Regions from separate parts of the Homo sapiens genome. Here region 1 is linked to region 2. A link is an interaction called in ENCODE POLR2A ChIA-PET data of the cell type or tissue named here. Cell type or tissue: endothelial cell of umbilical vein. All regions are shown on one strand. Links, peaks and the distances in the headings refer to the core of each region. The heading gives the core; the rest is flanking DNA. Region 1 has its middle 10 kb from the start of KCNG3. Region 2 holds the start of LOC105374555 (a long non-coding RNA gene).

What was found. ChIA-PET counts read pairs that join two places held together with the same protein. Peaks named below come from ENCODE experiments on the same cell type or tissue, not always from the same donor. Only the 100,000 strongest peaks of a DNase experiment are listed, where the experiment ranks them.
Region 1: POLR2A ChIA-PET joins it to region 2 with 5 read pairs; 4 of 35 experiments call an interaction of 5 or more read pairs at or near these places.

Annotation. Positions count from the first base shown.
Region 1 is chr2:42,501,730-42,507,109 of GRCh38, forward strand. It overlaps a transcript of MTA3 not described here. Among named protein-coding and RNA genes, the nearest start is that of KCNG3, 10 kb to the left of the region's middle. In endothelial cell of umbilical vein, for the core only: no CTCF peak of the experiment used is centred there; no DNase peak of the experiment used is centred there.
Region 2 is chr2:42,616,560-42,621,939 of GRCh38, forward strand. All of the region lies in intron 4 of MTA3 (metastasis associated 1 family member 3), which reads left to right. It overlaps LOC105374555 (a long non-coding RNA gene), which reads right to left and starts at 3,324. Exons shown (of 3, transcript XR_001739432.2): 1 at 3,249-3,324; 2 at 704-827. In endothelial cell of umbilical vein, for the core only: no CTCF peak of the experiment used is centred there; DNase peaks (open chromatin) are centred at 1,742 and 2,622; H3K27ac peaks cover 2,191 bases.

The DNA.
Region 1 (5,380 bases), core at 321-5,320, 110 kb before region 2:
CACTTTGGGAGGCCGAGGCGTGTGGATCACTTGCGGTCAGGAGTTTGAGACCAGCCTGGGCAACATGGTGAAACCCTGTCTCTCCTAAAAGTACAAAAATTAGATGGGCCTGGTGGCGCATGCTTGTAATCCCAGCTGCTGGGGAGGCTAAGGCAGGAGAATCACTTGAACCTGGTAGACAGAGGTTGAGGTGAGCCGAGATCGTGCCACTGCACTCCAGCCTGGGCAATAGAGTGAGACTCTATCTATCTCAAAAATTAAAATTAAAATTTAAATTTAAAAAAGACCCAAATTCCCTGATGGCTTACAGGTAAGGGTTTTTAAAGTCAGGAAGGCAGAGGTTACAGGCAAAGTCATAAATCAATACATGGAGGCCATACATTGGTTTGACCTGAAAAGGGGGGACATCTCAAAGTGGGGGTGTTGGGGGTGGCCAACAGGTCATAAATGGATTCAAAGATTTCCTGATTTGCAATTGATTAAGGAGTTGAAGCTTTGTCTAAAAATTTGGGATCAGCAAAAAAGAACGTTGGCTCTGGCCTGCAAGTGTGACCTCCTCCAGGACCCTCAGGAAGAATTTTAGAACAAAGAATGGCAGTCTGAGTTCAGTTGTTAGTCCGCCATCTGAGGTCTGTGTGCCAGTGGATGTGTTTGGTGGAGGTACGGGTTTCTGAAAAACAACTCAGGGACATATGTGCAGATGTTATCTTTACTTTCTATAGGGAAATAACATGCCATGATTCTAATTTCCTTAGCTATTATTGTTATTGGAAAGGGGTCCCAATCCAGCCGGGTGCGGCGGCTCATGCCTGTACTCCCAGCACTTTGGGAGGCCAAGGCAGCTGAATCACCTGAGGTCAGGAGTTTGAGACCAGCCTGGCCAACATGGTGAAACCTCGTCTCTACTAAAAATACAAAATTAGCCGGTGTAGTGGCGCATGCCTGTAATCCCAGTCACTCAGGAGGCTGAGGCAGGAGAATCACTTGAACCCTAGAGGCGGAGGTTGTGGTGAGCTGAGATCACATCATTGCACTCCAGCCTGGGCAACAAGAACAAAACTCTGTCTCAAAAAAAAAAAAAAAATTAGCCGGGCATGGTGGCAGCCGCCTGTAATCCCAGCTATTCAGGAGGCTGAGGCAGGAGAATCACTTAAACCGGGAGACAGAGGTTGCAGTGAGCTGAGATCGCACCACTGCAGTCCAGCCTGGGAGACAGGGCAAGACTCTGTCTCAAAAAAAAAAGCAAATAAATAAAACATTAAAAAAAAAGGAAAGGGGTCCTGATCCAGACCCCAAGAGAGGGTTATTGGATCTCACACAAGAAAGAATTGGAGGCAAGTCCGTACAGTAATGTGAAAGCAAGTTTGTTAGAGAAGTAATGGATTAAAGAATGGCTACTCCATAGACAGAGCAGGTGCTCCCAAGGGCTGCTGGTTGCCCATTTTTATGGTTATTTCTTGATGATACGCTGAACAAGGGGTGAATTATTCATGACTCCTCTTTTTAGACCATATAGGGTAACTTTCTGACATTGCCATGGCATTTGCAAACTGTCATTGTGCTGGTGGGAGTGTAGCACTGAGGACGACCAGAGGTCACCTTGTCACCATCTTAGTTTTGGTGGGATTTGGCCAGCTTCTTTACTGCAAGCTGTTTTATCAGCAAGGTCTTTATGACCTGTATCTTGTGCCAACCTCCTATCTCAACCTGTGACTAAGAATGCCTAACCGTCTGGGAATGCAGCCCACTAGATCTCAGCCTTGTTTTACCCAGCTCCTATTTATTCAAGATGGAGTTGCTCTGGTTCAAACACCTCTGAAATTTTAAACTACTGTTACCTTCTTGCTTGTCAGGTTGTTTATTTACTTCTCAGGACTAGCTAGGTGCCTGGAATTTACCTTGAAGGAGCTCAAGAATTTCCTTTTATTTCTATGCTTTGAGGTGGAGGGTGCCCAGCAGGCCCCTAAGAGGGGCTCCTGTTCCTTCTCATGGCCTCAAAGCCAGGTGTGGTAGTGTGTACCTGTAGTCTCAGCTGCTCAGGAGGCAGATGCAAGAGCATCCCTTTGGCCCAGGAGTTCGAGACCAGCCTGGACAACATAGCAAGCCCCCATCATTTAAACAAAATGAAAGAAAGGAAAACAAATAAATAAACAAACTGCCCTCAGACCCATCCAACCCCATGAACCACATTCTTTTTTTTTTTTTTTTTTTGAGATGGAGTTTCCCTCTTGTCACCCAGGCTGGTGTGCAGTGGCATGATCTCGGCTCACTGCAACCTCCACCTCCCGGGTTCAAGCGATTCTCCTGCCTCAGCCTTCTGAGTAGCTGGGATTACAGGCAGCTGTCACCACGCCCAGCCCAGCTAACTTATTGTATTTTTAGTAGAGATGGGGTTTCGCTGTGTTGGACAGTCTGGTCTTGAACTCCTAACCTCAGGTGATCCATCCGCCTTGGCCTCCCAAAGTGCTGGGTTTACAGGCGTGAGCTACCACACCCAGCCATGAACCACATTATTTTTTTTTGAGTCTATCAAAAGACTTCGCTCTGTCATCCAAGCTGGAGTCTAGTGGCGTGATCTTGGCTCACTACAACTTCCACCTCCCAGGTTCACGTGATTCTCCTGTCTCAGCCTCCCGAGTAGCTGGGATTACAGGCATGCACCACCATGCCTGGCTAATATTTTGTATTTTTAGTAGAGATGGCGTTTCGCCATGTTGACCATGCTGGTCTCAAACTCCTGACCTCAGGTGATCCAGCTGCCTCGGCCTCCCAAAGTGCTGGGATCACAGGGTGAGCCACCACACCAAGCCCCATGAACCACATTCTTAAAGATGAGAAGCCACCAGAGGGACATGTCGCTCCTGTGTCATACTTATGACACCATCTCACATCAATGTCCTTGCTTTTTCTTCTGCTCTAGGACCCTTTAAGCTTGCTTTTTTTTTTTTGTAGAGATGTGGTCTCCCTGTGTTGCCCAGGCTGGTCTTGAACTCCCGGGTTCAAGCAGTTCTCCCACCTCATCTTCCCAAAGTGCTGGGATTACAGGCGTGAGCTACCACAGTTGGCCCCTTTTTGCTCTTATTCAAGCAAAAGAAACACTCTCTTCCTTAAATTTCCAGCTTTGCAAAGCTCACTGTATAATCATTAACAGGTGCCATTATAGGAACAGCCCCTCTTTGTAATCTTCACCCCAGCCTCACTCCAGTCATGCTGCCCTGTTGGACTGGGATGACCCTTCTCCCCATCACCACTCTGTGGACCTTGCTCTGTACGATGGCTAAGCCCTTCTAGGAGGCACCATGCACTCTGCTGCCCACAAAAACACTGTTATTATTACTCCCATTTTGCAGATGAAGAAATGAGGCTTTAAGAGATGAGATGGGGTGGGACGTGGTGACTCATGACTGTAATCCCATCACTTTGGGAGGCTGAGGTGGGTGGATCACGAGGTCAGGAGATTGAGGCATCCTGGCTAACACAGTGAAACTCTATCTCTACTAAAAATACAAAAAATTAGCCCGGCGTGGTGGCATGCACCTGTAGTCCCAGCTACTCAGGAGGCTGAAGCAGGAGAATCGCTTGAACCTGGTAGGCGGAGGTTGCAGTGAGCCGAGATCGTGCCACTGCACTCCAGCCTAGGTGACAGAGTGAGACTTCATCTCAAAAACAAAAAAAAAGGAGATGAGATGACTGACTCACCTAAGGTTCCAAAGCTAACTAGTAAGTGCCAGAACCAATACTGAAACCCACAGACTATGCAGGCTGTCTTGCCTCCCATGCTGGCTCAGCACCACCTCTCCTCTCTACCAAGCACTAAGCACCCCCCTGGAGGGAGGAACCAGTTAGGTGATGCCAGAGGAAGCAATCAGATGAATCTAGAATGCGGATCATTATACAAGATAGTCTTCCAAAAGCCACTTTCATATCATGAAATATTTAAGGAGAAGATCATATAATGTCTGATATGTACTTCAGAACAACCAAGAGCAAGGGCAAGTGGGTGGGAATATAGATGAAACGAGATGGGCCACAAATTGATAATTTTTTTTTTTTTTTTGAGATGGAGTCTCGCTCTGTCACCCAGGCTGGAGTGCAATGGCGTGATCTCAGCTCACTGCAGCCTCCATCTCCCAGGTTCAAGTGATTCTCCTGTCTCAGCCTCCCGAGTAGCTGGGATTACAGGTGCCTGCCACCACGCCTGGCTAATTTTTGAAATTTTAATAGAGCGTTTCACCGTGTCAGCCAGGCTGGTCTCGAACTCCTGACCTCAAATGATCTGCCCGCCCCGGCCTCCCAAAGTGCTAGGATTACAGGCATGAGCTACCACACCCAGCCCCCTCAAATTGATAATTATTGAAGCTGGATAATGGGGTTCATTTTATTAATCTCTCCACTTTTATATGTATTTGAAATTATCCATAATAAAAAAGTAAAGCCCAGTACGGTGGCTCATGCCTATAATCCCAGATCTTTGGGAGGCTGAGGCAGAAGAATTGTTTGAGCCCAGGAGTTCAAGACCAGCCTGGGCAACATAGTGAGACCCTGTCTCTACTAAAAATAATTTTTTAGAAATTATCTGCATGTGGTGGTACTCTATGCCTGTGATCCCAGCCACTCAGAATGCTGAGGTGGGAGGATCACTTGAGCCCAGGAGGTCAAGGCTGCAGTGAGCCATGATCATGCCACTGCACTCCAGCCTGGGCAACAGAGTGAGACCTTGTCTCAAATATTATATATATATATTTTTTGAGTAAAAATAAAATGTTAACACCTTGGACTTCATTTAAGCTTATTTTTGAATGCCGATTGTGATTCCTTAATTCCTTCAGATTGGATCTGAAAATAGAGAGGTGTAGGCGGGGGGTAACGGATTGGAGATAATTTACTTATTATTATTATTTATTTATTTATTTATTTATTATTCTTTTTTGATATGGAGTCTCTGTCTGTTTTCCAGGCTGGAGTACAGTGGCATGATCTCGGCTCACTGCAACCTCTGTCCCAAGTAGCTGGGACTACAGGCACAGACCACCACACCCAGCTAATTTTTGTAAATTTAGTAGAGACGGGTTTCACCATGTTGGCCAGGCTGGTCTCAAACTCCTGACCTCAGGTGATCCGGCCGTCTTGGCCTCCCAAAGTGCTGGGATTACAGGTGTGAGCCACCGCGCCTGGCCTGTTTTATTTTTTTGAGACAGAGTCTCACTCCATCTCCTGAACTGGAGTACAGTGGTGCAATTATAGGTCACTGTTACCTCGAACTCCTAGGCTCAAGTGGCTTCTTCTCTCTTCAGCCTCCCGAGTAGCTGGAGTAGCATGCGTGATCACGCTTGGCTAATTTTTTAATTTTTTGTAGAGAGAAGGTCTCACTGTGTTTCTG
Region 2 (5,380 bases), core at 86-5,085:
CTTCTTCTTCTTCTTTTTTTTTTTTTTTTTTTTTTTTGAGACAGGGTCTCACTCTGTCACCCAGGCTGGAATGTAGTGGCACAATCATGGCTCACTGCAGCCTCGTCCTCCCTGGCTGAGATGATGCTCCCACCTTAGCCTCCTGCATAGCTAGGATTACAAGCTCACGCCACTATGCCTGGCTAATTTTTGTATTTTTTGTAGAGACGGGGTTTCGTTGTGTTGGCCAGGCTGTTCGCAAACGATCGCTGCTGGTCTCAAGCGATCCTCCTGCCTTGGCCTCCCAAAGTGTTGGGATTACAGGCGTGAGCCATCGTGCCTAGCTGAGTAATATCTTCTTAATTGCAATTGACTTTAAATGTAATTTTAGATTTCGTGCTTTTTCTTTTTTTTGCTCACACTCTGAGCAAGGGTGGCTTGTTCTGAGTCAACCTCGGACTTTTAAATGGAATACTAGACAGAGAATAGGAAAGCTTTTTTGTATACTCATTATTTGTTGTGAAACAAAACCAATTTAAGAGCAATTTGCAGCAACCATGAGAAAGGGATAAATAGGAAAGGTTCTAGCCTATAAGAATTATTTAGGAGAGAGAATACTGTAGTTCTTATCTTAATATCCAGTATTGGATGGAGAAATAGATACTCTTCTTGTCAGAGTATTAGTATAACCAGAAAGATCAGTCAAATTGCAATGTGTACATACCCTTTGAGCCAGCAATTCTGCTTTTAGGACTTGATCTTACAGAACTTCTCACACAAGTTTGTAGAAATATACATACTGATGTGTTCATTGTAGATTTGTTTTATTTTTTCTCTGAGTTTTCTTGCTAGGAAACAATTGTTTTAATATCAAAAAATGTTTTGATATAAAAAAAGCAAGCAAATGTTATCTTTATACTTATAGTTTTCCTGAAATGAGTAGATAGATATATAATGGGAAAAGGTATTATTTTAAAATTTGCATGTTTGAGGCCGGGCATGGTGGCTCAAACGTGTAATCCCAGCACTTTGGGAGGTCACCAGCCTGACCAACATGGTGAAACCCCATCTCTACTAAAAATACAAAATTAGCCGGGCCTGGTGGCGCATGCCTGTAATCTCAGCTACTAGGGAGGCTGAGACAGGAGAATCACTTGAACCCGGGAGGCGGACGTTGCAGTGAGCTGAGATTGTACCATTTCACTCCAGCCTGGGCAACAACAGTGCAACTCTGCCTCTAAAAAATAAAAAAAAAAATGCGTAAAATAAAATTTGCACATTTGGACATCAGATAGAGAAAATGCCACTTTACATCTATTTTTATTCCCCTCCTCGCTTGACAGTATGGCTGGTTCTGATGAAGGGAGCATTGATAGAAATCTGCTGAAAACAACTCTTTTTTTAAAAAAAAAAAAATTTAAATAGAGATGTGGTTTTGCTCTGTTGCCCAGGCTGATGGGCAATGGAGTGATCATAGCTCACTGTAGCCTCAAACTTCTGGGCTCAAGTGATCCTCCCACCTCAGCCTTCCAAGTAGCTGGGACTGCAAGTGCACACTACCATACCTGGGTAATGTAAAAAAAAGTTTTGTTGGAGAGAAGGTCTCACTATGTTGCCCAGGCTGGTCTTGAACACTTGGCCTCATGTAATCCTTCCACCCTGGCCTCCCACCGTGAGTGAACCACCATGCTCTGCCCGAAAACAACTCTTAATCTTCCCTTTCCTAGTAGTAAAAACGTAGTCACGTTAAGTGTCATTATCATTTGAGAACAGACCTTTTTCTAACTTAGGGGAACATATTTCAAATATTTTTGTTACAGAATGCTAATCCTTCAAGAATTCTGTCAATTTCCTCCCGGTAATGTATTATGAATATGTTCATTTTGCTGTTACTTCAGCATTAGCTGTATGTTAAAAATTTTAAATAAACTTATGTGTATTTTCTGGTCATAAAAACAATATAATTTATTGTTGACATGTAGAAAATATAGAAAAAGACACTACTTCTCTCCTTATCTGTAATTGCATTGCGCAGAAGTACTACTGACATTTTGGTATATCATTAATGCATTTTTTTTCTATTTTTTGAAACAGAGTCTCGCTCTGTTGCCCAGGCTAGAGTGCAGTGGCGTGAACATAGCTCACTGTGGCCTCCACCTCATGGGCTCAAGTGATCCTCCTGCCTCATCCTCTTGAGTATCTGGGACTACAGGCATGTACCACTATGCCTGGCTTATTAAAATAATTTTTTTGGTAGAGTTCGGGTCTCATATTATTGTCCAGGCTGGCCTCAAACTCCTGTCCTAAAGTGATCCTCTTGCCTCGGCCTCCCAAAGTATTGGGATTACAGGTGTGAGCCAGTGAGCCTGGCCCATTTTTCTTTTCTGTAATAATTGTATGTGTGCTCACTGCTGGATTTTGGCAACATCTGACTGACAGAGGAGCCTCATTACTTGCATTGGTAGCTGCCTCTCATGTTAAGTAATGCTTATTCTTCAGTGCACCTGTTGTCATTTTTGCTTGTTCTAGCTTGGTTGGTTGGTTTTTAAATACGTGAGAAATAATGATTGCAAAATGAACAACGGAACAGCAAGAGGAGAGAGAACAGTTAAAGGCTGGGAAAATTCCATTGTTCAGTAGTTGATAGATGTGACTGATAAGTTTGATACAGATAAAGGAGCAGAATGGAAGTTGAGTAAGCAGAGTGGTGACTCAGAAAGAGCACTCATGAAAAAACTAACCCAGTGTCACTGTTTTGGAATAGACAAAGATTTCTTAAGATTGTGAAGATATTCTCAAGTATATTCATCTAGATGCTTTACTGTTCCACTTTTTGTATCTTAGTCAGTTTTACTCAGTGTGTATGTGGTGTGAGGCCAGGTCAGTTAGGAAACTCAATTTAAAATGATATTTATATTATCCAGAAACATCAAATGAATCTAAAGAAAGATCTGTAAAACCTCTACATACAAAGTAAAATATTGCTGAAAGAATTAAAGAAAAGTTAAATAAATGTGGGATATATCATTACAATATTTGAGTTTCCCCCACATTGACCCAGTGATTCAATGTAGTTCCAAATAAAATCTCAGCAGGATTGTGTGTGTATGTATAAATTGAGAAGTTGATTCAAAAAAAGGGAAGGACTAACAACAATGAAAATAAGGATTTTTCAAATTATTATTTCTTTATGCCCAGATGTCCCCCAAGACTTTTTCCGAGGGTTTATGAAATCAAGACTATTTTCATAACAGTAAGATGTTACTTACCTTTTTTCTGTGTTGATTTTGCTCTCCTGGTGCCGTAGCACAAATCCGTGGTACCAGGCCGAGCTAGTTAGTAGTTGTGTTCTAGAACGCTGTGCATTCACAGTTTAAGAAAAAAACAAAGGCAAGTTCTACTTAAGAATGTTCTTGGCAAAGTAGTATAATTTATTAGCTTTAATAAATTTTGGCCCTTCTTTATAATTGAGGTGAAATTCATATAACATCAGATTAACCATTAACCATATACAGTGGCATTTAGCACGTTGACAGTGTTTGCAACCATCACCTCTGTATTGTTTCAAGACATCACACATCTTTTTTTTTTTTTTTTTTTTAAAGAGTCTTGCTCTGTCGCCCAGGCTGGAGTGCAATGGCGTGATCTTGGCTCACTGCAACCTCTGCCACCCACGTTCAAGTGATTCTCCTGCCTCAGCCTCCCGAGTAGCTGGAATTACAGATGTGCACTGCCACGCCTGGCTTATTTTTGTATTTTTAATAGAGACGGTGTTTTACCATGTTGGCCAGGCTGATATCAAACTCCTGGCCTCAGGTGATTCCACCTGCCTTGGCCTCCCAAAGTGCTGGAATTACAGGAATGAGCTACCGTGCCCTGCCGACATCACACATCTTGACCTGTGAACTCAGAAGTACACCTAAACCCACTTCTGTTGCATATTGATGTGTGATGGTTTTCTTTTCTTTTTGAGAGATAGGGTCTCGCTCTGTTGCTCAGGCTAGAGTACAGTGGTGTCATCACGGCTCACTGCAGCCTTGACCTTCTTAGCTCAAGCAATCCTGCCACCTCAGCCTCCCAATTAGCTTGGACCACAGGTGCACGGTACCATGCCTGGCTAGTTTTTAAACTTTTTGTAGGGATAGAGTCTAGCTATGTTGCCCAGGTTGTTTCTTAAACTTCTGGGTTCAAACAGTCCTCCCATCTTGGCCTCTCGAAGTGTTGGGATTACGGGGATGAGCCACTGGGCCCAGCTGGTTAACTCGAGAAAACATGGGATTGTTTGAATCGTGAGCTGAACTAGCTGCCTTTTTCTTGGAATACCATTTTTACTTCAAGATAATCACTGAAAGCTAAACTATGTTTATTTAGACATGGGTATTTTATCAGCTTTTTTTGAAAAGTCATGGTTATTTCATAGATATTCATGTGAAACTCTAGTTGTCAGCCATTCACAATGTAGACATACATCAAAACATCATGTTGTACACTGTAAATATACAATTTTTATTTGTCAGTTATACCTCAGTAAAGCTATTAAGGTAGACATTGAAGCAATTTGCAAAAATGTGAAACAATGTTACTCTTATTAGAGTTTTTTTTTTTTTTTTTAATTGATCATTCTTGGGTGTTTCTCGCAGAGGGGGATTTGGCAGGGTCATAGGACAATAGTGGAGGGAAGGTCAGCAGATAAACAAGTGAACAAAGGTCTCTGGTTTTCCTAGGCAGAGGACCCTGCAGCCTTCTGCAGTGTTTGTGTCCCTGGGTACTTGAGATTAGGGAGTGGTGATGACTCTTAACGAGCATGCTGCCTTCAAGCATCTGTTTAACAAAGCACATCTTGCACCGCCATTAATCCATTTAACCCTGAGTGGACACAGCACATGTTTCAGAGAGCACCGGGTTGGGAGTAAGGTCATAGATCAACAGCATCCCAAGGCAGAACAATTCTTCTTAGTACAGAACAAAATGGAGTCTCCTATGTCTACTTCTTTCTACACAGACACAGCAACAATCTGACTTCTCTATCTTTTCCCCACATTTCCCCCTTTTCTATTCGACAAAACCGCCATCGTCATCATGGCCCGTTCTCAATGAGCTGTTGGGTACACCTCCCAGACGGGGTGGCAGCCGGGCAGAGGGGCTCCTCACTTCCCAGACGGGCGGCTGCCAGGTGGAGGGGCTCCTCACTTCTCAGACGGGGCGGCTGCCGGGCGGAGGGGCTCTTCACTTCTCAGACGGGGCGGCTGGGCAGAGACGCTCCTCACCTCCCAGACGGGGTCGTGGCCGGGCAGAGGCGCTCCCCACATCTCAGACGATGGGCGGCCAGGCAGAGATGCTCCTCACTTCCTAGACGGGAAGAGGCGCTCCTCACTTCTCAGACTGGGCAGCCGGGCAGAGG